3 separate regions of the Mus musculus genome follow, and all the other regions are linked to region 3. The links are chromatin loops, found by intact Hi-C in ENCODE. Cell type or tissue: heart. All regions are shown on one strand.

Region 1 (8,000 bases), 91 kb before region 3:
TTATGTGTATGGGTATTTTGTCTGAGCATACATCTGTGCCTGCAGAGGTCACAAAGGGTGTTGGATCCTTTGCAACTTGAGTTATAGGTGGCTGTGAGCAGCTATGTGGATGCTGGGAATTGAACCATGAGTTCTCCAGAGAAGCAGCCTCTGAGCTTGGTCTCTTAATATGGTACCTGGGGTTTGCACAAGGTGAGCACTTTACCATCTGAGCTGGCTCCTAGCCCTACATTTGTGATACATTTCCCCTAGAGTTTAGTTTGGTTTGCTTGATTGCAGGCCTCACCATGTAGCACAAGCTAGCTTCAATTTTGTAATCTTCCTCCCTCAGGCTCCCATGCACCGAGATTACAGGCCTACCATAATTTGTTTTTGTTTTTGTTTTTGAAGCAGTGTCTTTCTACATAGCCCTAGCTCTCCTGGAATTGGCTCACAGAAATCTCCCTGCCTCTGCCTCCTGAGTACTAGAGCCACCATGCCTGGCTTTCTGCTACCACAATTGATTCTTCAGTTGTACACTTTACCCCTGAGTAAGTCATAGCGAAAGTGACAATAGCCATAACAAGAATTCCAGCTTGCTGGATGGTGGCAGCGCACACCATTGATCACAGCACTCAGGAGATAGAGTCAGCCTGGTCTACAGAGCAAGTTCCAGGACAACCAGGCCTATGTAGAGAAACCCTGTCTCTAAAAAAAAAGAGAGAGAGAAAAAAAAGAAAAAAAAGAAATCTAACTCATACCACAATCAGTGTCTGCAGTTTCTGTCATAGGCTGTGTGCGGAAGCAGAGCCTTGAACTGTATCTGACATGTCTTGGGGTCCAGGTCTTGTTTTAGCCACAAAATCAAATATAATATCACACTGTTCTGAGAGAGGGAAGCAGGCATTTGGGGACCGTAGATACTACCCATCAGCCAGCTGTTGGCTATTTGGAAACTGTCAGTGACCAGTCTGCCCGACTTGACTATCTTACAAAGCATCATTTAGTCAGCTCTCCCATTCACTACAAGCTTCAGGCTGTGTCTCAAGGTATTCCGTCTGTCCTTGGTTTCCACCATGCCAAGGCTAACCATAAAGGTCACTTGCTCATATTTGAGTGAATGTGTTACCAGTGATTTGCAAGGAATGCTTTCGATTTTCTCTCCTGCACACAACAGAAAAATCTCCCGCGAAGGGACTTTTCCACTTGGGTTATGGGGAGCCGTAGTTTGTTTTGTGTTTGCTGTGCTTGGACAAGGTGGACTCTGTTTTTGTTCTTGGCCCTTCTGATATATTGCTTCCTTTGTTTTTACTAATAACAAGGCCTCTGGCAGTGGTGGCTCACACCTTTAATCCCAGCATTCAGGAGGCCAGCCTGGTCTGTAGAGCAAGTTCAAGGATGGCCAGGACTGTACCAAGGAGGAAAAAAAAAGCCAAAACCCAACCCAAACAAACAAACAAAAATTAAAAAATAATAGTAACAAGGCCTCATACTTGGCTGTTTTTAGTAAAAATATCCTGTGGTCAGTTCTTCAGTTGGGATATATCTGAGCAGTATATTGTCCAATTGGTCCTCACTATATGCCAGATGTTTGACATCTCCTATATGTCCTCTTAGTTCGTCAAACACTCAGGGTCACGCACTCCTTTTTGCTACTGAGGACCCTGGGCGAGAGGTGCTGAGGTCTTGCCTGGGGCCATTTCTGCCCAGCTCATAACTACTGTGGTTGATCACCTTGGAGAGGGCAGGCACCAAGTACCCACCCTTCCTGCCCACAGACTCCATCAGCAGCTACGAGACCCAGATCGCAGCCCTGAAACAGGAGCGGCAGCAGCAACAGCAGGACTTTGAGGAGAAGGATCGAGAGCTGGGCCACCTCAAACAGCTGCTGGCCCGGGCCCACCCTTTGGACTCCTTGGAGAAGCAAATGGAAAAGGTGGGGGTGGGACAACGGCCTGCCCTATCCCTGGGGTTTGAAATGATAGTGAGCGTTGTTGTCCCATAGCCTGTCATTGGACACAGTAATGATTCTGGGTAGAACACAGAGCTTCCCCATTGTTGAAAGCTTAGCAGGATCCTTGCTACAAGTTTATTTACCTCTAGAAACAAGGTCAGTCATGCAGAGGAAGGAAAGTAACCCTTTCCGTGCCAGACACTGTACTGAGTGCTCACCTGTTTGAGCTCCTGCAGTCTAATGCTTTCTTAACACTTATTAATCACAATAGGAAGCTGGGTGTGGTGACAGATACTGGCAGTCCCAGCTGTTTGGGAGGCTAAGGCAGGAGGATGGCTTGAGACTAGGGCTTCAAGAAAGCCTGGATAACATAAGACACTTAGTGTTTGTCTCTCTGCCTCTCTGCCCCTTTCCTTGCCTGCCCTCTTCTCTTTGAAACAGGATCTTACTGTGTAGCTGAGGCTGGCTTTGAACTTGGCAAAGGCCTCCTGCCTCAGCAACTCAGTGCCGGTATTTATGGGAATGCACATCCATAGCCAGCTAGAAACCTGGAGTGTGTGTGTGTGTGTGTGTGTGTGTGTACATGTATGTGTACATGGGTACATGCATGCAAACATATTTCATGCGTTCTAGGCAAGCACTCTTTATTTTTTTAACACCTGCACATTGTGGTGCATATCTATAATCCCAGCATTGGGAAATCTGGGCAGAAGAATTATGAGTTTAAGGCTAGCCTAAGGGTACATAGTAATTCCTCCATCTCAAAGACAATAAAAAGAATTAAAGTCTGGGTGCATATATTTCCATATGATCCCTCTTATTAGCGGTATGTGCTCATACCTTATTTGATCTCACAGAAGCTTTGTGAGGTAGGTATTTAGTTAGAACCCAAAGAAACAAGCGCTAGAGTATATTTCCTGCCTATGAAAACAAAGACCCAACAGGAGCCCAGGGCTAGACTAGGGCTGTGGTTCAGTTGCTAGAGTGGTTGACTAGCATGCAGGAAACCCTGGGTTCAGTCCCAGCACTGCCTAAAACCCTGCATGGCGACACTTGCCTATACTCGGAGGAAGGAGGATCAGAAACCCAAGTTCAAGGCCAGCTTAGGATGCAAGATCCTACCTCAAAAATCAAAACAAAACCAGGGCCATGGAAAGAGAGGCTTTGACGTACTGCTTCCACTAGGAGGCGCTGTTTGCAGGTTTGGAGGCCGGCTGCCCCACACTCCGCTGGACTGTGTAGTTGGCCTGTGCACAGCGTGTGTGTCCCAGGGCTTCACATGGCTTACCCTGTCTGTGGCACATGGAATGTTAACTTAGTTTGTCTAAGGAGAGTTTGGGGGGATTCAAGAGGTTGAAATGGAATCGGTTGAGAAAGGTGGTAACAGATGAAGCATGACTGGCTGTTGCCTGGAGATGTATCGGGGTGGGACCGGTTTTTTGTTGTTGTTTGTTTTACTGACCCCATGCGGATCCCAAGCTTGAAAGGAGACAACTAAGAAATGGTCCTCTTTATGATAAGGACAGGAGGAAGGGCAGGGGTGTCAGCTCAGTCTTACGAGAGAAAGCCTGTCGGGTACGGGCTGCATGGGATTGGAAACCTACAGCAGCAGTGGTTTAAGTAAGATAGGAAGTTGGTTTGTTTTGTTTTTCATCCTTTAAAGTCCAGACTGATGGAGCAGTTGAGCCAGCCGTTAGAAACTCAGGCTTCTGGGACTGGAGCGAGAGCTCAGCAGCTCAGAGCACTCACTACTTTTCCAGAGGATCCAGGTTCAGTTTCCCCGCACTTAACCTGGTGGCTCACAACTGTCCGTAACCGTCGTTCCAGGGAACCAGCTGCCCTAGTCTGGCTTCTGAGGGCACACGCAGTGTGTGTCTATATGCCAGCCAAACGTGCATATACATAAGATGAAAAATTAAAAATTTTTAAAAGAGAAATGTAGGCTTCTGTATTGCTGCTTGACTGTAGCTGGTAGGTCGCCTCACAGTCCAAGGTGATTGCTTGAATGCCAAGCAATCATAGCCACGTTCCAGCCAGCAAGATAGGATAAAGAAAGGCACACCTTCTTATAAGGAGATGGTCAGTAAGTTCACGCATGGAGCTTGTGCATACATCTCATATGTGATCACTTTTAGTTCCAGAGCAGCTGAGGTGTAGATGGTATCGGAAAACTGGAACCATTTTCAAACTGTGCCCAGTTAAAATATCTGAGGTCCTGTGATATAAAAAGGTGCATGTTGAGGCCAGGGGGGACTGGGGTGGATTTGTCCCCCAAACACTTCCATACATTTATGAAATTCTCAAAGAATAAGTAAAAACGGTTTTAAACGATGGATGTTGCGGAGGAATTTTGTAAGAATAAGAGGAAAGGAGGAAGCCAGTCATGGCCTTGGCTCCTTTCCCTGGAAGCACTTAGAGCCCGCGTGTCCTGGAGTCTTGAGTGGGTGGTATAACCATCAGGAAGGATGAGAACAGTTAGTGGGCATTGTTCATGATCAAGGGGCTGTCACTTCCCAATGCCCCCGTCGCTCCAGGCTCATGAAGACTCGGAAAAGCTTCGAGAGATCGTGTTGCCCATGGAGCAGGAGATTACCGAGCTGAAGGGGAAGCTGCAGAGGGCGGAAGAGCTGATCCAAGAGATCCAGGTGAGGGCTAGCCGGAGGTGCCGAGGGAAGGAGGGGTGCCCAGGACGCTGGCCCTAGCTTCTTCCCTGCAATCCTCCCTAGAGACGACCACGGCAGCCTGCCTCCCTGCATGGCTCCACAGAGTTGCTCCCTCTGTCGAGGAACCCCTCACCCCCACTGGAACCCTTGGAGGAGCCGAGCGGAGACGCCGGCCCAGCCGCCGAGGCCTTTGCCCACAACTGCGATGACAGTGCCTCCATCTCTTCCTTCTCCCTCGGTGGGGCCGCCGGCAGTGCCTCCCTACGAGGCCCCCAAGGCCTCAGCCCTGAGCAGGAAGAGACTGCTTCTCTGGTGTCTACTGGCACTCTGGTCCCTGAGGGCATCTTCCTGCCCCCTCCTGGGTACCAGCTTGTTCCAGATAGCCAGTGGGAGCAACTGCAGGTAGAGGTGAGTAGACTGGGCTAGGTTCTGTGAACATTCCTGTCTCCCTGGATATATGTGGGCTTGCACTAAAGAAAGCTACAGTGGAGAGGCCAGTGGGGTGGGGTGGGGGGAGGTCCCCTCCCAGCAAGGGAACTTCGGAAGGGCACGTGCACGGGGTGCTGGAGAAGATCAGCAGCTGGGCCGGTGTTATGTTATGGTGAGAAGTGTCAAGAACAAAACTGAAAAGAGTCCGAGTGTGGCTCAGTGGTAGAGGACTTGCCTAGCCTGTGCAAGACCCTGAATTCAGTCCCCAGCAGAGGGGTGGGGAGGAGTGCATTGCTCAAAAGATGACTGCTGTAGAAATTATTTCATCTCAGCCCCAGCCAGGGCTTTCTACCCCGCCTTTGACCCTTTAGTTCCAGATAAAAGACACACACAGCTTTTTTGATTTACAATAAGCCTCTAACAGCACAAGAGCTGGGCGCTTACCTACCTCTAGGTTGTCAGAATCTACTTTCCTATCGATAAGCCCGGAGTCATTGCTTACTGCTTACTAAGTCTCATCTGGGCTGCGCTTAACTCTGACTGGCCAGCCCTCAGAGCCCTGTTTTTATGGCTCGCCTCACCCATGGCTGCTTCTCCTTCCTCTTGCACCTCTTCCTCCCATGGTTCTCGGACCCCAAACCTGGGAAACCTAAACCTATGTCTCTTTTGCCGAGCGAGCTATTGGCTTTGGTGTCTTGTTTGTTTTTTTTTTTAAGATTTATTTATTTATTTTATTTATTATATGTAAGTACCCTATAGCTGACTTCAGACACTCCAGAAGAGGGAGTCAGATCTCATTACGGATGGTTGTGAGCCACCATGTAGTTGCTGGGATTTGAACTCCGGACCTTCAGAAGAGCAGTCGGGTGCTCTTACCCAGTGAGCCATCTCACCAGCCCCTTGTTTGCTTTTCGAGACAGGGTTTCTCTGTGTAGCCCTGGCTGTCCTGGAACTGGCTTTGGTGTCTTTATTCACCAATCAGAAATAATTTGGGGGCAGGGTCACTTAGGGTTTAGTGCAGACTCCAGGTCTTGGGGGTCCCACACTTCGCATTACAATACACAGTAAAAGTCAAAACCTCCACAGATAGCAGCAGAGACGGAGATGAAATGTCTCTCTCCGTCTTCCCACTCAGGAGAGCAGCGGGACCTCCTGAGGGATGGATGGGTGGGGAAGGGAAGGGTAGGTACTATCCCTGCCAGCAGAGCTGAAAAGTGAGTGAGGTCTGGGTCTGGCAGGGGCGGCAGCTGCAGAAGGAGCTGGAAAGTGTCAGCCGGGAGCGGGATGAGCTGCAGGAAGGACTAAGACGGAGCAATGAAGACTGTGCCAAGCAGGTGAGTTCAACCTCCGTGCCAGCTCCACATCATCCCCTGGCCTCCTGCTGCTGCATCCCTCTCCTTTCCCACTCTTTCCTCCTCAGATGCAGGTGCTCCTGGCCCAGGTCCAGAACTCAGAGCAGCTGCTCCGAACTCTGCAAGGAACTGTGAGCCAGGCCCAAGAGCGCGTGCAGCTGCAGATGGTGAGTGGGCCTGGGGTAAGAGGAAGGGTCAGGACCACCCAGGGCCCCAGAGGGCATGGAAAAACAGGACATCGGTCCTGCTGTCCCCCCTCCTGCTGTCCCCCTCTTCCACCCACCCCCCCCCCGCCCCATCCGGCTGCTCTCACTAGGTGAGTGAAGATTTTGGGGGCAGCCTGACTGGTCAGAGCTGTATAATCTTGAACTAAACCCACAACCTTGAAGTGTGCTCCCTACTGTCTGTGAGCTGAGCCAATGGAGCCTAGGCTGCAGAGTCAGAAGAGCCGAAAGAAAAGCGACACTGAGCAACCCCACTCCGAAGCGTGTGAGGGCCATGTGGTCAGACGAGAAGTCAGAGATCTGGAAATGTGTCTATTGCCTCCTAGTTTTAAAGTTGGCAATTATTTTAGTGCTTAAAAAAGCGTGTTTCGGGCTGGTGAGATGGCTCAGTGGGTAAGAGCACCCGACTGCTCTTCCAAAGGTCAGGAGTTCAAATCCCAGCAACCACATGGTGGCTCACAACCATCCGTAAAGAGATCTGACTGGAGTGTCTGAGGACAGCTACAGTGTACTTACATATAATAAATTTAAAAAAAAAAAAAGCGTGTTTTGAGAGAAACAGAGAAACCCTGTCTCGAAAATAACCAAAAAGAAAAAAAAAAAAAAAGATGTGTTGCTGCCAGAGGTAACACAGACTTACCTGTCGCAGCTCTCAGAAAGCTGAGATCAGAGGATCACCAGTTTAGGCCAACCATGACACACAGTGAGACTCTGTCTCAAAGCAGGGGATGGGTGTGGGAATGGGAAGGTGTGGGGGCAGGGAGTGCAGCTGGAGAGATGGCCTAGCACCTAAAAGCGCTGGCTGCTCTTTTCACAGGACCCAGGTTTAGTTCTCAGCACCCATGTGGCAGCTATAACTATAGTTTCAAGAGATCTGACATCCCCTTCTTGCCTCCATGAGCACTAGGCTCACGTGCGGTGTTTAGATACACACACAACACATATATAGGCAGACACTCATGAACATGAAACAAGCCTTTAAAAAATATACCATTTAATGAAATACCCACAGTGGGCTGAGGCTGCCAGTGTGTCCACAGACACACAGACAGAATCTGAAGAGCTTAGAGACTGAGAGGGGAAAAAAAAAGTTTCTTCTTGAACCAGTCGGTGAGGGTATACAGCCTTAATCCCAGCATTCAGGAGGCAGAGACAGGAAGATCTCTGGGTTTGAGGCTAGCCTAGTCTACATAGTGAGTTCCAGGAGAACCAGCAGGTCAGGAGGCCAGGGCTTTCTAGATGTCAGTCTAGCTAGCCATGGGATTTGGGGGTTAGCCTCTGGGACTACAGACACCCATCTGTCTAATTGCCTTGTGCTTTGAACTGTCCCTAGGCAGAACTGGCCACTTCTCACAAGTGCCTGAGCCAAGAGGTTAAAAGACTGAATGAAGAAAATCAA
Region 2 (8,000 bases), 200 kb before region 3:
TGCGGGGTTTTAGTGTTCCCTCACTGGGTTTCAGTCTTGCTTTGGTCTGGCCATTCCATGATATGACACCATTTTTCCCTTTTGGAATGGCGTGGTGGTTTGAATAAGATTGCCCTCATAAGCTTATATATTTGAATATGTGGTCCTCATTGGTGGAACTTTTTGGGCTAGATTAGGAGGTGGCCTTGTTGAAGGAGGTGTGTCACTGGGGTTGGCTTTGAGGTCTCAAAAGCCCACACTATTCCCAGTGTCCTCTCTCTGCCTCCAGATTTCGGATCAAGGTGTGAGATCTGTGCTGTTCTGCTGCTAAGCCTTTGCTCCCTCATCATGGACTCTAGTCCTCTAAAACCATAAGCCCAGTAAAATTCTTTAATAAATTGCCTTGGTCTCGGTGTTTTGTCACAGCAACAGAACAGCAACAGAACGGTAATTGGGACAAATAGGAGTGTTTGTGTGTAGACATTATAGGAATTGTTTTAAAATCATGGGGATTTTTGATGTTCAACTCGATGCCTTTTTCTTGTATCATGAAGTGGACATGAGCCTGTGGAGACAAAGGAAGGAAAACTATGACTTTAAGTGATCTGCTTGTGCATCAAGTTGACAAGAGGTGGAGTTGCTCTGATTAATGCCAACCTGGAGGATCAGATTCTTCTGGGCCTGCGAAGGATTAATCTAATCATACTAGGTTAATTGTAAGACTCTTTTTTTTTTTTTTTTTTTTTTTTGGTTTTTCGAGACAGGGTTTCTCTGTATAGCTCTGACTGTCCTGGACCTCACTTTGTAGACCAGGCTGGCCTCGAACTCAGAAATCCACCTGCCTCTGCCTCCTGAGTGCTGGGATTAAAGGCGTGCGCCACCACGCCCGGCAATTGTAAGACTCTTAACTGGGCTGGCGAGATGGCTCAGCAGGTAAGAACACTGACTGCTCTTCCGAAGGTCCTGAGTTCAAGTCTCAGCAACCACATGGTGCCTCACAACCACCTGTAATGAGATCCTCTGGCACATCTGAAGACAGCTACAGTGTTCTTATGTATAATAATAAATAAATCTTTGGGCCTGAGTGAGTGACTGGAGTGAGTGGGGGCGAGCGAGCAGGGACTGAGTGAGCAGAGTTGACCAGAGTGAGCAGAGGTCCTAAAAAAAATTCAATTCCCAACAACCACATGAAGGCTCACAACCATCTGTTCAGCTATTGTACCCATATACATTAAAAAAAAATTCTTTTTTTTGTTTTTGTTTTGTTTTTTTTTTGTTTTTTTGAGATAGGGTTTCTCTGTGTTGCCCTGGCTGTCCTGGAACTCACTCTGTAGACCAGGCTGACCTCGAACTCAGAAATCCACCTGCCTCTGCCCTCCAAGTGTAAATAAATCAAAAAAAAAGAAAGAAAGAAAGAAAGAAAGAAAGAAAGAAAGAAAGAAAGAAAGAAGGAAGGAAGGAAGGAAGGAAGAAAGAAAGAAAGAAAGAAAGAAAGAAAGAAAGAAAGAAGGAAGGAAGGAAGGAAGGAAGGAAGGAAGAAAGAAAGAAAGAAAGAAAGAAAGAAAGAAAGAAAGAAAGAAAGAAAGAAAGAAACCCTTAACTGTCAGTGGCAATGTCCCTTAACTGTCAGTGGCAATGTCCCATGGGCTGGCGTCTGAGACTTAGTCAGAGGGAGACAGCTCCCTGGACACTAATGTTCATTTCCCTCTTCTTGGCTATCAGTGCAATGTTCATGACCAGCCGACCTCCTGTTCCTGCCACCATGCCCCTCTGTGCTTATGGAATCCCCCCCCCCCATCAACCAGAATAAACCCTTCCTCCTTTTTTCTTTTTCTTTCTTTTTTTTGGGGGGGGTGGGGGGGGGTTGAGACAGGGTTTCTCTGTAGCCCTGGCTGTCCTGGAACTCACTTTGTAGACCAGTCTGGCCTCAAACTCAGAAATCCACCTGCCTCTGCCTCCCCAGTGCTGGGATTAAAGGTGTGCGCCACCACGCCCAGCTAAACCCTTCCTCCTTAAAATGCTTCTTTCTGGTCAAGGACTTGCTCGTGGCAATGAGCAGAGGAACAAATATCCTCCACATTTTACATCAGTCTCAGCGTTCCTGTCTTCCTGATGTCCCCAGAATGATGCATTAAACTCTGCAAACAGCTTTTAAGATGTCTTTAGCCCACAGTGACAAACTCCTCCACATTCCTTCTACAAATCAGTCCCAAAGGATGTAAACCACGGGGTCAGGCCTATAACAGCTGCCTGCCCTCGCTTAGCAGCAGCTTCTCCATTAGTTTATTATCTTATCATTGTGATCAATACTAGATCAGAAGCAATTTAAGGGAGGAAGGGTTACTTTTGCCTTACAGTTTAAGAAAGCGAACAGTCTGTGTTGGCAGGGAAGGCAGAATGGCCGGGATACCAAGTGGCTTTTTGAGTCTATTGATCATATCGTTATATTAGTGATTTTAATCCAGTGACAATCAGGCCTCCACATAGTCCTATAGTTAGAGTGGGTCCTGTCATCTGCAGATTCCTTTTTTGCTTAAAAGCTGCTCTGATAGTAGGGCGTGGTGGCGCACGCCTTTAATCCCAGTACTCGGGAGGCAGAGGCAGGCAGATTTCTGAGTTTGAGGCCAGCCTGGTCTACAAAGCCCAGGACAGCCAGGGCTATACAGAGAAACCCTGTCTCGAAAAAACAAAAACAAAAACAAAAACAAAAACAAAAACAAAAAAAAGCTGCTCTGATGTTCTAGCCATGGGCTCCATCATGTTGCATTTTTCTCCCAGGTGAACTCTGCAAAATAGCTCAAGACATCATTCTCCTGCAATGACCAGACACCACAACACTTCTTCATACGAGATATCACGTCTGACTAACTCTGACAACCCATAAATGGCTACTCAGGAGCATTCTCAGGATCTTCCTGGACAATGTTAAGGTGTCTTGGTTTAAAATTGAGTCGGGTCTAAAGTTGGACAGTGTAAAATACATTGTGGGAAATGGCACGGGTTCTTTCTGTAGCGTTTTAAGTAGTACCTATGTCAATGCTCGCTTTGTCCAGCAGGTGGCAGCGTCTACCCTTTCTGGACCGGGTCTTCTCTCTGAAAGCGAGTTTTAGAAGCAGAGTTCCTGAGATGTACATGTACATGTATTTTTTGAAGAAATTTTCAAAGATGATGCAGCCCAGGGCGGTGTAATCAGACGTTATAAAGCTACAGGACATTTCAACATGAGACATCACAGAAACCGGATGAAACCATCCTCTTTATCATGCTGCTGAGAGTCTCCTTTTAAAGGACAGACAGATGTCCCCAAGGCTAACTGGAAAGCCCCAACAGGATGAACTTAAGCTAACCACTAGCCCAGCACCGGAGACCAATAAACAAATGTGGAAAAACACAGGTTGCTCCCACTGTGATAAAAGAATTCTGGGCTTATAAGAAATCAAGTGTTCTCTTCTGGACTCCATGAAGCAAATGTGACACTGAGCTACTTGGGCCAGAAAGATTCAGCAGAGAAAGGTGCTTGCCTCCAAATTAAACAGCTCAGGTTCTATCCCCGGGGACCCACGCTGTGGAAGGACAGAAGCAACTCCTGCAAGTTGTCCACTGACTTCCCTGTGTGAGCCTAAGCACTATATGCCCACCTCCCAAATCAATAGACAGCAAGGGAACAAGCAACATTAAAGATTACCTCTATGGAAAATAGTAACACCAGGCTATGACCAATAGTACTGCTACGGCTGCTACACTGTAGCCCTGGTTGTCCTAAATCCACACCTGGAAGCCATTTTAACTTACCTAATGGCGCATTTGAGGTGGAGAGGGGCTTATGCAGCCATCTTCTTCACAGAGACACATACAGAAAACTATGTCTTCTCCAGGTTACCTGCAGTATTTCCCTGTGGACCAGCTACCCCTCAGCAGTGGCTAAGATTCTGTAGAAAACCCAGTGAACTTACTAGGATTCTATCCAGAGCCTGGGGAGAGATTACATACAAGAGTGTGGTCCATCGCAGAGCAGCTGCATCACTGGAAAGTCTTCCCAGCATAAGTGACAACTTCCCCACAGCTGCCCCCTCAATCTTGTGTCCTGTGTTTACTCAGGCTCCTCCAGAGAGCAGTGGCGTTTCCTGCAGTTAGGGCAGAGTCACGTGGCAGATGGCCATTTCCACAAGCCAGTAAAATACCTAAGGGTATTCTAAACACTTTTACCCACAGATAATGCAGCTCATCCCTCACCATAGCAGCTTTTTTCCTAAACAGATGGCAACTGTGACAGAGGTCCAGAGCTGGTCTATGTATGTGCAGAGGTTGTATATACAGGGAGAGCAGGGTCTCATCATGTAGACCTGACTAGCCTCAAACCCATAGAGGTCCACCTACCTCTGTTTCATGGGTACAGGGATTAAAGGCATGGCCGCCACACCTGGTCATAGAATACACTTTTAATTTAATTTTGCATTTCATACTATGCTGAAGACTGAACAGTGGCTTTGAGCATATGGAAAGTAGCTTCCCTGATGGTAAGTCCCCAGGTCCCTGTAAAGACTTTACAGTTGGTTTCATTTTGTTATGCTACAAAATGACTTAAACCGACTTTTCTAGGCTGCATGTCCTGACTAGTCTATGTTGCTATGGTTATTTTATGCCGCTGACGCTCTGGGTCCCTTTGTCTGCGTGGAACGAGTCTCTGGGGCAGGTGGGCAAGGTGTTGGCAGGTGACAGACAGACCAACACACAAGATTGTGTAGAATATGAATGTATTTTGTCAGGTCGAGCATCAAACTTTTTATACCGAAGAAATAACAAGAAACCAGGCAAAATACAATCCACCAAGTTACAGTGACCCAATACATAAGGAATGTATACATCAAAAGAAGGCGGGGACCAGGCTGCTGCCGAAAAGAAGGGAGCCAGGTGTAAACTGGTCTATTGTTAAACCCACCACCAGGGGTTCTGCACTAGCAGACCTTTTCAAGAATACTGCAATACCCCAACACCCTATGTCCTGGGTCTACAGAAGAATTTACCAACTTGCTTCTAATATGAAGCTTGCAATACCTAGCTGTAGAGAAGATCCCTGTCTCAGTGGGATTCCCTAGCTCTAATATGGTATTCCCTTTTCTACTGTCCTTAGTAAATATTTTTGCAGACCAGCTCTGAGCTACTGGCTCCGTCTTTTGTAATGCTTAATTAGTTACTGAATAGGTAACTTCCTTTCTGCATTCCTGCGGAATTCCAAGCTCCTTGGCTTCTGGGACCTTGGAACAATTGGGAGACTTAACTATATCAGAATTTAAACTTAAAAGGCATTTATAATAAAATATTAAAAGAGAGCTCTTAGTTCCATACACCAGACTAACGCGGGAATAGGGTATGAGTATATGGGTAAATGAGAACGCCAAAGCTCCAGGAGGTGAGTTTCCGTGAAACTCTTCCTCGTGGGTGCTTACAGACTTTCCAGCCTGTCAAGCAGACTTGACCGGAGTGCGTGGCAAGTTTATTTCTTACCATGTGGGGGAAGTATAAGTACCTGATGGCATGCAAACCCTCGCATAACTATACATTTGTCTTAGATATAAAGCACACAACTCATTCTTTTGACGATTTATAATTTTCTGGCAGGGTCAGGATTGAACCCCAGAGCTTTACACACGTCAGGCAAACATTCTATCAGTGAGCTACCTACCCAGCCCCACTCCCCATAATCTCAATTTTCCAGACATCCCATCTTATAGATTAGTTTCACTGAATATTAGCTTTATCTGTTGCTGCTACTAGACATTTCTGTTCTAACTTTCTCAATGTGCGAGTGTTTATATTTCAATAGAAGAAAACTGGCTGAACTTGTATTTATGTGTACTTCGCTCTAGACATAATCTTACCCTAATTCTCTAGAATCATTGTGTCCATCATCCAAGCAGACACGGAGCTCTAGAAAGCTAGTGACAAATGAAATGAAAAATGAAGCAGCCTTTTGGCATTTGCAGATTAGCTAAATAAAAAGGGAAGTCACAGATTCACGGGTACACTAGCTAATTCAACCTGAAATACAAGTTTAAAAAAGGGGAGGGGGCTTTCAGGATTGAAAGCTAATAGGTAGGATGTCATTAGGCAAAATTAGGGACTATCATCATGGCTTCTCTGTTCTATAGCCCAGCTCTGCCTGATTACAAACCCAGAGAAAATCAATTACCTCAGCTGAGGACCACAAGGCTACTGTCTCCATCAGCAGCCCTGACAGATGTCTCCTGGTGTCCTCTCTTTGCCCATCCCTGAGGGACTGCGATGCCTGATGCCCTTTCTGCTGCAAAGTTACCACGGGATGCCACCATGTGCAGAGAGAAGTGAGGTTCCTGAAGCCACTCCCACTCTGCTTTCTTATGCCTTCCAGGACCACCTGCCCAGGGGTGTCATGTCCCCCTTCCCATAGAATTAGTCCTTTCTTGTCAATCACTAATTAAGACAACGTCCCACAGACTTGCCTATGGGTCAGTCTTTTTTGTTGTTGTTGGGTTTTTTTGTTTGTTTGTTTGTTTTTGAGACAGGGTTTCTCTGTATAGCCCTGGCTGTCCTGGAACTCACTTTGTAGACCAGGCTGGCCTCGAACTCAGAAATCCACCTGCCTCTGCCTCCCGTGTGCTGGGATTAAAGGTGTGCGCCACCACTGCCTGGCTGCCTATGGGCCAGTCTCCTGATTCCTCAGTTATGGCTCCCTCTTCCCAGATGTGTCCTTTTTGTGTCAAGTTGACAAAAACAAAAACAAAACAAAACCATCACAATTGATCCCTTGTCAACTTGACACAGAAACATATCATCTATTAAGCCATAACCTCTCTTCTCTTGTTCCTCCTCAAGGTCTCATATTAATGCCAACACCACAATATAAAACACTACAACTTTTTAAAAAAAAAATCCCATAATCTTTAAAGATCCAAACTCTTTAAAGGTCCAGTCTTTCAAAAATATTCAAAGTACCTTTCAGAGTTCATAGTCTCTCTAAAATATCCAAAGTCTCTTTAATATTCCAAAGTCTCTTAAAACATCCAAGGTGAAGCCGGCGCGTGGTGGCCACGCCTTTAATCCCAGCACTCGGGAGGCAGAGGCAGGCGGATTTCTGAGTTCGAGGCCAGCCTGGTCTACAGAGTGAGTTCCAGGACAGCCAGGGCTACACAGAGAAACCCTGTCTTGAAAAAAGCCAAAAAAAAAAAAAAAAAAAAAGCATTCAAAGTGTCATAACTGTGGGTTCCTGTTAAATAAAGTAACAAGTTGAATACTTTTTATTCCAGGAGGAAAAGACCAGGACACAGACAATTCAATCAAAGAGAACCAAGCCTCGGTAGTATAACAGTGGTTGGCATCTAGAACCCACTTAGATCCTCTGGCCTTCAGGGAGCCTGGGCTACTAGCTTCAGCTCTACCCGCCCCCTCACCCCAGTACACAGACCTTATTTTCCAGGCTCCAGCCCTGAAACTTTCTTTTTTTTAAATTAATTTACTTTTATTGTGTATAATAGAGGTGTGTGTGTGTGTGTGTGTGTGTGTGCGCGCACATTACATCTATGGAGGTCAAAGGGCACCTTTATGGAGTTGGTTCTCTTCTTCCTCCTTCACATGAATTCCAAGGTCCAAACTCAGGTCACCAGGCTTCAGTGTCCCCGCCCTTTAGTCCCTCAGCCATCTTCTCAGTTTCTGAAAACTTTATTTTGATTTATGTTTTATTATTGAAGTTTCAAAAGCATGGCCAGAGGGCATCATTGTTAAAGCATGCAATCTTTTCTCTGAGGTTTGGTTTCTTTGTGTGTGTGTATATAAATTTTCCTCCGTTTTCATTTATTGTTAAGGACTTGAATTCCTTTAGTTTTTAATAGCATTAATATTAGATTGCCAAAAGATATTCCATGAGACTGTTGTAGAATTAAGAGTTAAAAGATTCCGCCGGGCGTGGTGGCGCACGCCTTTAATCCCAGCACTTGGGAGGCAGAGGCAGGTGGATTTCTGAGTTCGAGGCCAGCCTGGTCTACAAA
Region 3 (8,000 bases):
TGGAAAGATCTCCCATGCTCATGGATTGGCAGGATTAACATAGTAAAAATGGCCATCTTACTAAAAACAATCTACAAATTCAATGCAATTCTCATCAAAATTCAACACAATTCTTTACAGACCTTGAAAGAATAATTCTCAGTGTGATGGTTTGAATATGCTTGGCCCAGGGAGTGGCACTAGTAGAAGGTATGGCCCTGTTGGAATAGGTGTGTCACTGTGGGCATGGGCTTTGGCTTTAAGACCCTCATCCTAGCTGCCTGAAAGTGAATCTTCCACTAGCAGCCTTCAGATGAAGATGTAGAACTGTCAGCTCTGCCTGCACCATGCCTACCTGAATGTTGCCATGCTTCCTGCTTTGATGATAATGGACTGAACCTCTGAACCTGAAAGCCAGTCCCCACTTAAATGTTATCCTTATAAGAGTTGCCTTGGTCATGGTGTCTGTTCACAGCAGTAAAACCCTAACTAAGGCACTCAGTTTCATATGAAAAAACAGAAAACCCAGGAGAGCTAAAACAATCTTAAACAATAAAAGAACTTCTGGAAGAATCACCATCCCTGATTTCAAGCTATACTACAGAGCAATAGTAATAAAAACTGTGTGATATTGGAATAGAAACAGACAGGTTGATCAATAGAGTCAAATTGAAGACCCAGGAATAAACCCACATACCTATGGACACTTGATTTTTTTTTTTTTTTTTTTTTTTGGTTTTTCGAGACAGGGTTTCTCTGTATAGCCCTGGCTGTCCTGGAGCTCACTTTGTAGACCAGGCTGGCCTTGAACTCAGAAATCCGCCTGCCTCTGCCTCCCGAGTGCTGGGATTAAAGGTGTGCGCCACCACGCCTGGCTGACACTTGATTTTTTACAGTGAAGCCAAAACCAGACAATGGAAAAAAGAAAACATCTTCAACAAATGGTGCTGATCTAATTGGATGTCTGCACATAGAAGAATGCAAATAGATCTATATTTATCTCCATGCACAAAACTCAAGAGGATCAAAGACCTCAACATAAAACCAGATACACAGCCGGGTGGTGGCGGCACACGCCTTTAATCCCAGCACTTGGGAGGCAGAGGCAGGCGGATTTCTGAGTTTGAGGCCAGCCTGGTCTACAGAGTGAGTTCCAGGACAGCCCGGGCTACACAGAGAAACCCTGTCTCCAAAAACAAAAACAAAAAACCAAACCAAAACAAAACCAGATACACTAAATCTAAAGAAGAGAAAATGGTAAATTGCCTCGAACACACTGGTACAGGAGACAACTTCCTGAACAGAACACCAATAGCTCAGGCACTAAGATCAACAATTAGTAAATGGGACCTCATGAAACTGAAAAGCTTCTATAAGGCAAAGGATTGTCAATAGGACAAAATGGCAGCCTACAGAATGGGAAAAGATTTTCACCAACCTTGTAGCTGACAGAGTGCTAATATCCAAAATATATAAAGAACTCAAGAAGTTTCACACCAACAAACCAAATAACCCAGTTAAAAAATGGGGTATTGAGAATTCTCAACAGAGGACTTTCATCTTTTTTTATTTTTTTTTAAGATGTATTTATTTATTATATGTGAGTACACTGTAACTGTCTTCAGACACTCCAGAAGAGGGCATCAGATCTCATTATGGATGGTTGTGAGCCACCATGTGGATGCTGGGATTTGAACTCAGGACCTTTGCAAGAGCAGTCAGTGCTCTTAACTGCTGAGCTATCTCACCAGCCCAACAGAGGACTTTCAAATGGCCAAGAAACACTTAACAAAACATTTAATATCCTTAGGTCATCAGGCAAATGCAAATCAAAACAACCCTGAGATTTCACCTTACCCCTATCAGAATGGCTAAGATCAAAAACTCAAGTGACAGCACATGCTGTTGAGGATTTGGAGAAAGGGGAACTCTCCTCCATTGCTTGTGGGAGTGCAAACTTTCACATCCATTCTGCTAATCAATTTGGTGGTTTCTCAGAAAATTGGGAATAGTCCTACTCAAGACTCAGCTATACCACTCCTGAGCACCCAAAAGATGCTCCACCATATGACAAGGACACTTGCCTTGTTGTTCATAGCACCTTTATTTGTAATAGCCAGAATCTGGAAATAACATAAATGCCTCTCAACAGAAGAATGGATAAAGAAACTATGGTTCATTTACACAATGGAATACTACTCAGCTATTAAAAACAAGGACATCATGGATGGAACTAGAAAATAACATCCTGAATGAGGCATCCAGACCCAAAGAATATGCATGATATATACTCACTTATAAATGGATATTAGCCATAAAGTACAGGATACCCATGCTATAGATCCAAAGAAGCTAAATAAGATGGAGGGAATAAGAAACCCAAGGAATAAGAAGAAGGAAATAAGAAGCTCAAGGGAGAATGCTTGAATCTCACTCAGAAGGTGTAAATAATAAAATAGTGATCAGAGATGATGGAGAGAGGGAATTGGAGAAGAAATGGGTAGGGGAAGGGGGCCATCTCTTTTGGGGAGGGAAGGCCAGGAGAGTAAGACACGGAAAACCAGCAGCTGGCAAGAGGTGTGGGCATCTCTAGGACATGTCAGAGACCTGGGATGGGGGAGGCTCCAGGGAGTCTATAAGGGTGACTAGCTGAGACTTCTAGCAGTGGGGGATATGGAGCCTGAAGTGGCCACCTCCTGTAGCCAGACAGGATACCCAGTGTAGGAATAAGGAAAGCAACCCACCCACAAAGCCTTTGACCCAAAATGTATCTTACAGGATGTGCAGGGACAAAGATAGAGCAGAAACACCAACCCACCCCCAAAACCTTCAACCTAAAACTTGGCCTGCCTATAAGAAGTGCAGGGGCAAAGATGGAGTGATACTGAGGGAATGGCCAACCAATGACTGGCCCAACTTGAGACCCATCCCATGGGCAAGAACTAATCCTTGACACTGTTAATGATACTCTGTGATGCTTGCAGACAGGAGCCTAACATAACTGTCCTCTGAGAGGTTCCAGCTAGAGCTGACCGAAACAGATGCAAAGACCTACAGCCAAACATTAGATGGAACTGTTTTGTGGAACAGTTGGGGGAAAAATTGAGGGACTCAGAGGGGACAGGAACTCCACAGGAAGACCAACAGAGTCAACTAACCTGAACCCTTGGGAGCTCCCAGAGACTGAACTACTAACAAAAGAGAACACATAGGCCAGGCCTAGGCTCCATGTACATCTGTAGCAGATATGCAGCTTGGTCTTCATGAGGGACCCCTCCCAACAACCGGAGCAGGGCTGTTCCTGAATCTGTTGCCTGCCAGTGGATCCTGTTTTCCCCAAGCTGGGCTGCCATGTCTTACCTCAGTGAAAGATGTACCTAGTCCTGTAGTGACTTGATGTGCTAGGGTGGAGTGATTCCCAGGGGAGGCCTCCCCATTCTCAGAGGAGAAGCAGGGGAGGAGGTTTGTAAGGGGGCACTGGGAGGGGTGTGTGTGATTGTGATGTAAAGTGAATAAATTAATGGGGGGAAAATAAAAAAGAAGAAGAAAGAAAAGATCCGAAAAATCCTTGATTCAGAACAAAGGAGTGTCAGAGGAATCTAATCTAAAGCCTACATCTCCACCTTGTGGTAAAATTGCAGAATGCCAGCCTGCTAAATTCCTAGATAAGATTTATTTATGCTGAGGAATACAGATTCTGTTTAATGATGCTTAGAGCAATGGCAAATAATTGATTATATGTTTTATTTTGTAAAGTTTGGAAAATTAAGATACATATGTTAATACATCATACAATTGATACTTAGTCAAGAATTCAATATGTTTCTGCCTCAAGTTTTAAAAGGGCTGACTCTGAGATTACACATTTATGAGAGGTGATGGGTATCTTGGAAATGCCTTTACAGATTGAAGCTGATGAAACTTTGACATGTGTATTCACTAGAATACAATAATATTTTAGACATTATGGCATGAAACATATTACTGGCATATCTCACAATTTTACAGGTCAAACGAATGTAAAAAGATCTAACTACACTTTAAAGGAGACACTCATAAAACAGAAGGAGAATATGGGGTAGATGACATATTGCTTTATTAACTTTAAGATTTTAAATGTAAATAAGCAAAAACAACAGCTGCTGAGAGACATTGGATTATGGAAAAAAACTGCTGGACTAGATCAGCACATGGATATGATCTCCTCGGATTGAAGGCAGGAAACGTGTTGTGTTGGGGAGAGGTTTTGTCTTTGTTTCCATGGAAATGAATAAAGATTGGATTTGATCCAGGGAGACCTCCTGAAAATCCTGGTTGCAGAAATGAAGAAAGAAACCAAGAACAAAACAGGTAAAATGAATTCTGACCCTTCCCTATGGGAACATCTCGGAGCCTGCCTGCGACGTGAAAATGTCTCTGCATGGCCAATAGATGGTGTTGACTACTGGCTCCTCAGGACTTATCATGCCATCTTTCAGATGGCATGGATGAAAATTTATATGACAGCAGTCCAAACAGATTCATAAAGAAAGACAGAGGGGCTGGCAAGATGGCTCAGTGGGTAAGAGCACTGACTGCTCTTCCGAAGGTCCTGAGTTTAAAACCACATGGTGGGCCAGGCATGGTGGCGCACGCCTTTAAACCCAGCACTCGGGAGGCAGAGGCAGGCGGATTTCTGAGTTCGAGGCCAGCCTGGTCTACAAAGTGAGTGCCAGGACAGCCAGGGCTACACAGAGAAACCCTGTCTCGAAAAACCAAAACAAAACAACAACAACAACAAAAAAACCACATGGTGGTTCATAACCATATATATTGAGATCTGATGCCCTCTTCTGGTCAGCTACAGTGCACTTATGTATAATAATAAATAAATCTTTGGGCCAGAGCAAGCAGGGACTGAGGGAGCAGAGTTGACCGACCAGAGCAAGCAAAGGTCCTAAAAATTCATTTCCCAACAACCACATGAAGGCTCACAACCAATCTGTACAGCTACAGTGTACTCACATATATAAAATAAATAAATAAATCTTAAAAAAAAAAAAGACAGATGCCTTCTCTGCTCCAACATTGACCAGCAAGTCATCTTTAACTGATTTTTGCATGATGGTTTTGAGCCACCATGTGGTTTCTGGGAATTGAACTCAGGACCTCTGGAAGAGCAGTCAGTGCTCTTAACCACTGAGCCATCTCTTCAGCCCCAATACTGCATATTTCATACATGTGTTAATGCAAAAAATGGATATTACCTTTAAAAGCTTACAGAGCAAAGGAACCAGACAACAAAGAAGACAAGACAAGTAGCCTAGGTGATCGGGCCTCACAGGCTGCCTCAGTAACTGTTTCCCAAAAAATCTGCATCCAGAACAACTTCAAAATGTTCATGGTCTAGCCTGACAGACTGTTCCATCCAGGACTTCTGTTAATCCCTGCACTTTCCCATCACACAGAGACTGATCAACGAATGATACAATTAGCTTTCCTAGGACTTGGCCAATATCCCAATTTTCTTAGGGCTCCCAAAAGATGCTGTCATCCCCCAGACAGCAAAAAGCAGTCTAACGAGGACAATGCCCCATTCCCAAAAAGTGGGATGGATGATGGGTGCTTGTTGTCATTTAAGGTGGTGTCTTACTTAGGGTTTCACTGCTGTGATCAGAGGCCATGACTAAGGCAACTCTTATAAGGACAGCATTTAATTGGGGCTGGCTTACAGGTTCAGAGGTTCAGTCCATTATCATGAAGGCAAGAACATGGCAGTGTCCAAGCAGGCATGGTGCAGGAGGAGCTGACAGTTCTACATCTTCATTTGAAAGCTGCTAGTGGAAGATTCACTTTCAGGCAGCTAGGATGAGGGTCTTAGAGCCCACACCTACTCCAGCAAGACTACACCTCCTAATAGTGTCACGCTCTGGGCTGAGAATATAGAAACTGTCACAGGTGGGTTAGCCACAAGTTGTCAATGGTCGTGGTCAAGGAGGAAAAAAAATAAAGGTTAGATTTGGGCATTTCCTTCTCTCTTTCTCTTTCCTGCATCCTTCTTTCTTTCCTGTCTAATGTTAGGGGGAGAAACGGGTTGATATAGGGAGAAAAGGGTAGATTTATTGAGATTTTAAAAATAATTTTTCTTTGGGGGAAGTTGTAGGGAGCAGGTACATGGAGATGGGGAAGTGAGTGGGACTTGGGTGCGTGGTATGAAAATCATGGCGAGTCAAAGAAAAGTTAAGTCTTAAAAAGAATACTTAGCCGAGTGTTTTATTTGTCGTTCTGTTTTACTTTAAACCATAATCCTAATGCCACTATTACTATTAGGTATATTTATTTGTGTATTTATTCATTTACTCTGTGTATGTATGTTTCTGCTGGTACAGGTCAGAGAACAACTTGAGAGAGAGTCACTGATCTCTTCCTGCATATGGATTCCAGGGCTCTCACGCGGTCCTCAGCTTGGCAGCGTGCAGCCTTCTCCACTGGGTCACCTTGCCAGCCTACTGTGTGCTTCCTGAGTGTAAGCTTTCTAAAGTTTTATTTATTTATTATTTATATGAGTACACTGTAGTTGTCTTTAGACACACTAGATGTGGGCACTAGATCCCATCACAGATGGTTGTGAGCCACCATGTAGTTGCTGGGAATTGAATTCGGGACCTCTGGAAGAGCAGTCAGTGCTCTTAACCTCTGAGCCTCAGGGTGTAAGCTTTTTAGAAGACAATATTTCAGTGTCAGATAAAATAAACCTATGTATGCTCTTAATAATTGTGTGCTTGTATGTGAGACTCTGTCTCAAAATACATATATTTGAAAAAAAATATGAAGAGGGCCTTTAATCCAGCACCCTGGAAGCAGGGACATGCAGAACTCATGAGAACTTGTGAGTTCCAGGCCAGCCAGCGCTAAATAAGATTCTTTTTCAAAAACAGTTTTTCTGTATATGTGTTTGGCTTCAGTTTTACAGTGATATGTGACTTCCAGTGTCTTCTTCCCCAAACACAGACAGTCACATGGCATCATGGGATGTTATCTGTGCTCCCTGTGACTTGGAGAGGGGCATAAAGCAATTATCAATAATTATTTGACATACCATCGCAAACACTGGGTGTATAATTTTTTTGTTTTTTGTTTTCCAGACAAGGTCTCATTATGTAGCCGTGGCTGTCCTGTAACTTGCTCTGTAGACCAGGCTGGCTTCCAACTCTTAGAGATCCTCCTGCCTTTGCTTCTGCGATTAAAGGCCTGGGCCACCACCACCCAGCAGTGCATGATGTTATTTAGAAGAGAAGTAACTGTTCTTACTTGATTGTTTTTTTTAAAATACTATTCATTTATTTTTTATTTATATGAGTCCACTGTAGCTGTCTTCAGACACACCAGAAGAGGGCATCACATCCCATTACAGATGGTTGTGAGCCACCATGTGGTTGCTGGGAATTGAACTCAGGACCTCTGGAAGAGCAGTCAGTGCTCTTAACGGCTGAGCCATCTCTCCAGCCCCTCTTACCTGACTGTTAAGGGCACTTCCACATATTGCTGTGTCTCAGTCTTCATCTGTCATGGTTTATGACCAGACGTTGGTTTCAACGCTAAGAGGTGAAGGGCCTGTCTGCTTAGCTTCTGTCAACTTGACCCAAACTAGAGTCACCTGGAAGAGGAACCCTCCACTGAGGACTGGCCCATACGCAAACCTGTAGAGCATTTACCTGATTAATTGTGGGTATGGTAGGCCTACCAGTGTGAATAAATAGTGCTAACCTGTGGAAGGTGGTCCTAAGTTGTATAACAAAGCAAGCTGGGGGCTGGGAGATGGCCTAGTGGTTAGTACTGGATGCTTTTTCAAAGGATCTGAGTCAGATAGCCAGCACTCACGTAGCTAACAAGTCTTTGTAACTCCAGTTTCAGGAAATTCTGACTCCTGTGGGCATCACATGCATATGTGTAGATATCCATACAAGCAAAACATCCATATACATAAAATATTAAAAATAAACGAATCTTTAAAAGAAAGCAGGCTGAGCGAGCCATGGGGA

What was found. Peaks named below come from ENCODE experiments on the same cell type or tissue, not always from the same donor. Only the 100,000 strongest peaks of a DNase experiment are listed, where the experiment ranks them.
Region 1: it touches region 3 in a loop (3-fold over the local background); 3 of 42 quality-filtered maps call a loop at or near these places.
Region 2: it touches region 3 in a loop (12-fold over the local background); 19 of 42 quality-filtered maps call a loop at or near these places.

Annotation. Positions count from the first base shown.
Region 1 is chr7:126,433,903-126,441,902 of GRCm38, forward strand. It overlaps Rabep2 (rabaptin, RAB GTPase binding effector protein 2), which reads left to right. Exons shown (of 13, transcript NM_030566.2): 3 at 1,758-1,915; 4 at 4,468-4,578; 5 at 4,660-5,004; 6 at 6,264-6,359; 7 at 6,446-6,544; 8 at 7,935-8,000. Among named protein-coding and RNA genes, the nearest start is that of Rabep2, 9.1 kb to the left of the region's middle. In heart, a CTCF peak has its summit at 3,117 (motif pointing right); a DNase peak (open chromatin) is centred at 3,139.
Region 2 is chr7:126,320,899-126,328,898 of GRCm38, forward strand. No RefSeq gene overlaps it. Among named protein-coding and RNA genes, the nearest start is that of Gm30928, 27 kb to the right of the region's middle. In heart, a CTCF peak has its summit at 3,029 (motif pointing right); no DNase peak of the experiment used is centred here; H3K27ac peaks cover 540 bases; H3K27me3 peaks cover 916 bases.
Region 3 is chr7:126,524,878-126,532,877 of GRCm38, forward strand. 4930456A14Rik (a long non-coding RNA gene) reads left to right here. Exons shown (of 3, transcript XR_869939.3): 2 at 6,348-6,484; 3 at 7,104-7,136. Among named protein-coding and RNA genes, the nearest start is that of Atxn2l, 25 kb to the left of the region's middle. In heart, CTCF peaks have their summits at 3,624 (motif pointing left) and 4,808 (motif pointing left); no DNase peak of the experiment used is centred here; H3K27ac peaks cover 342 bases.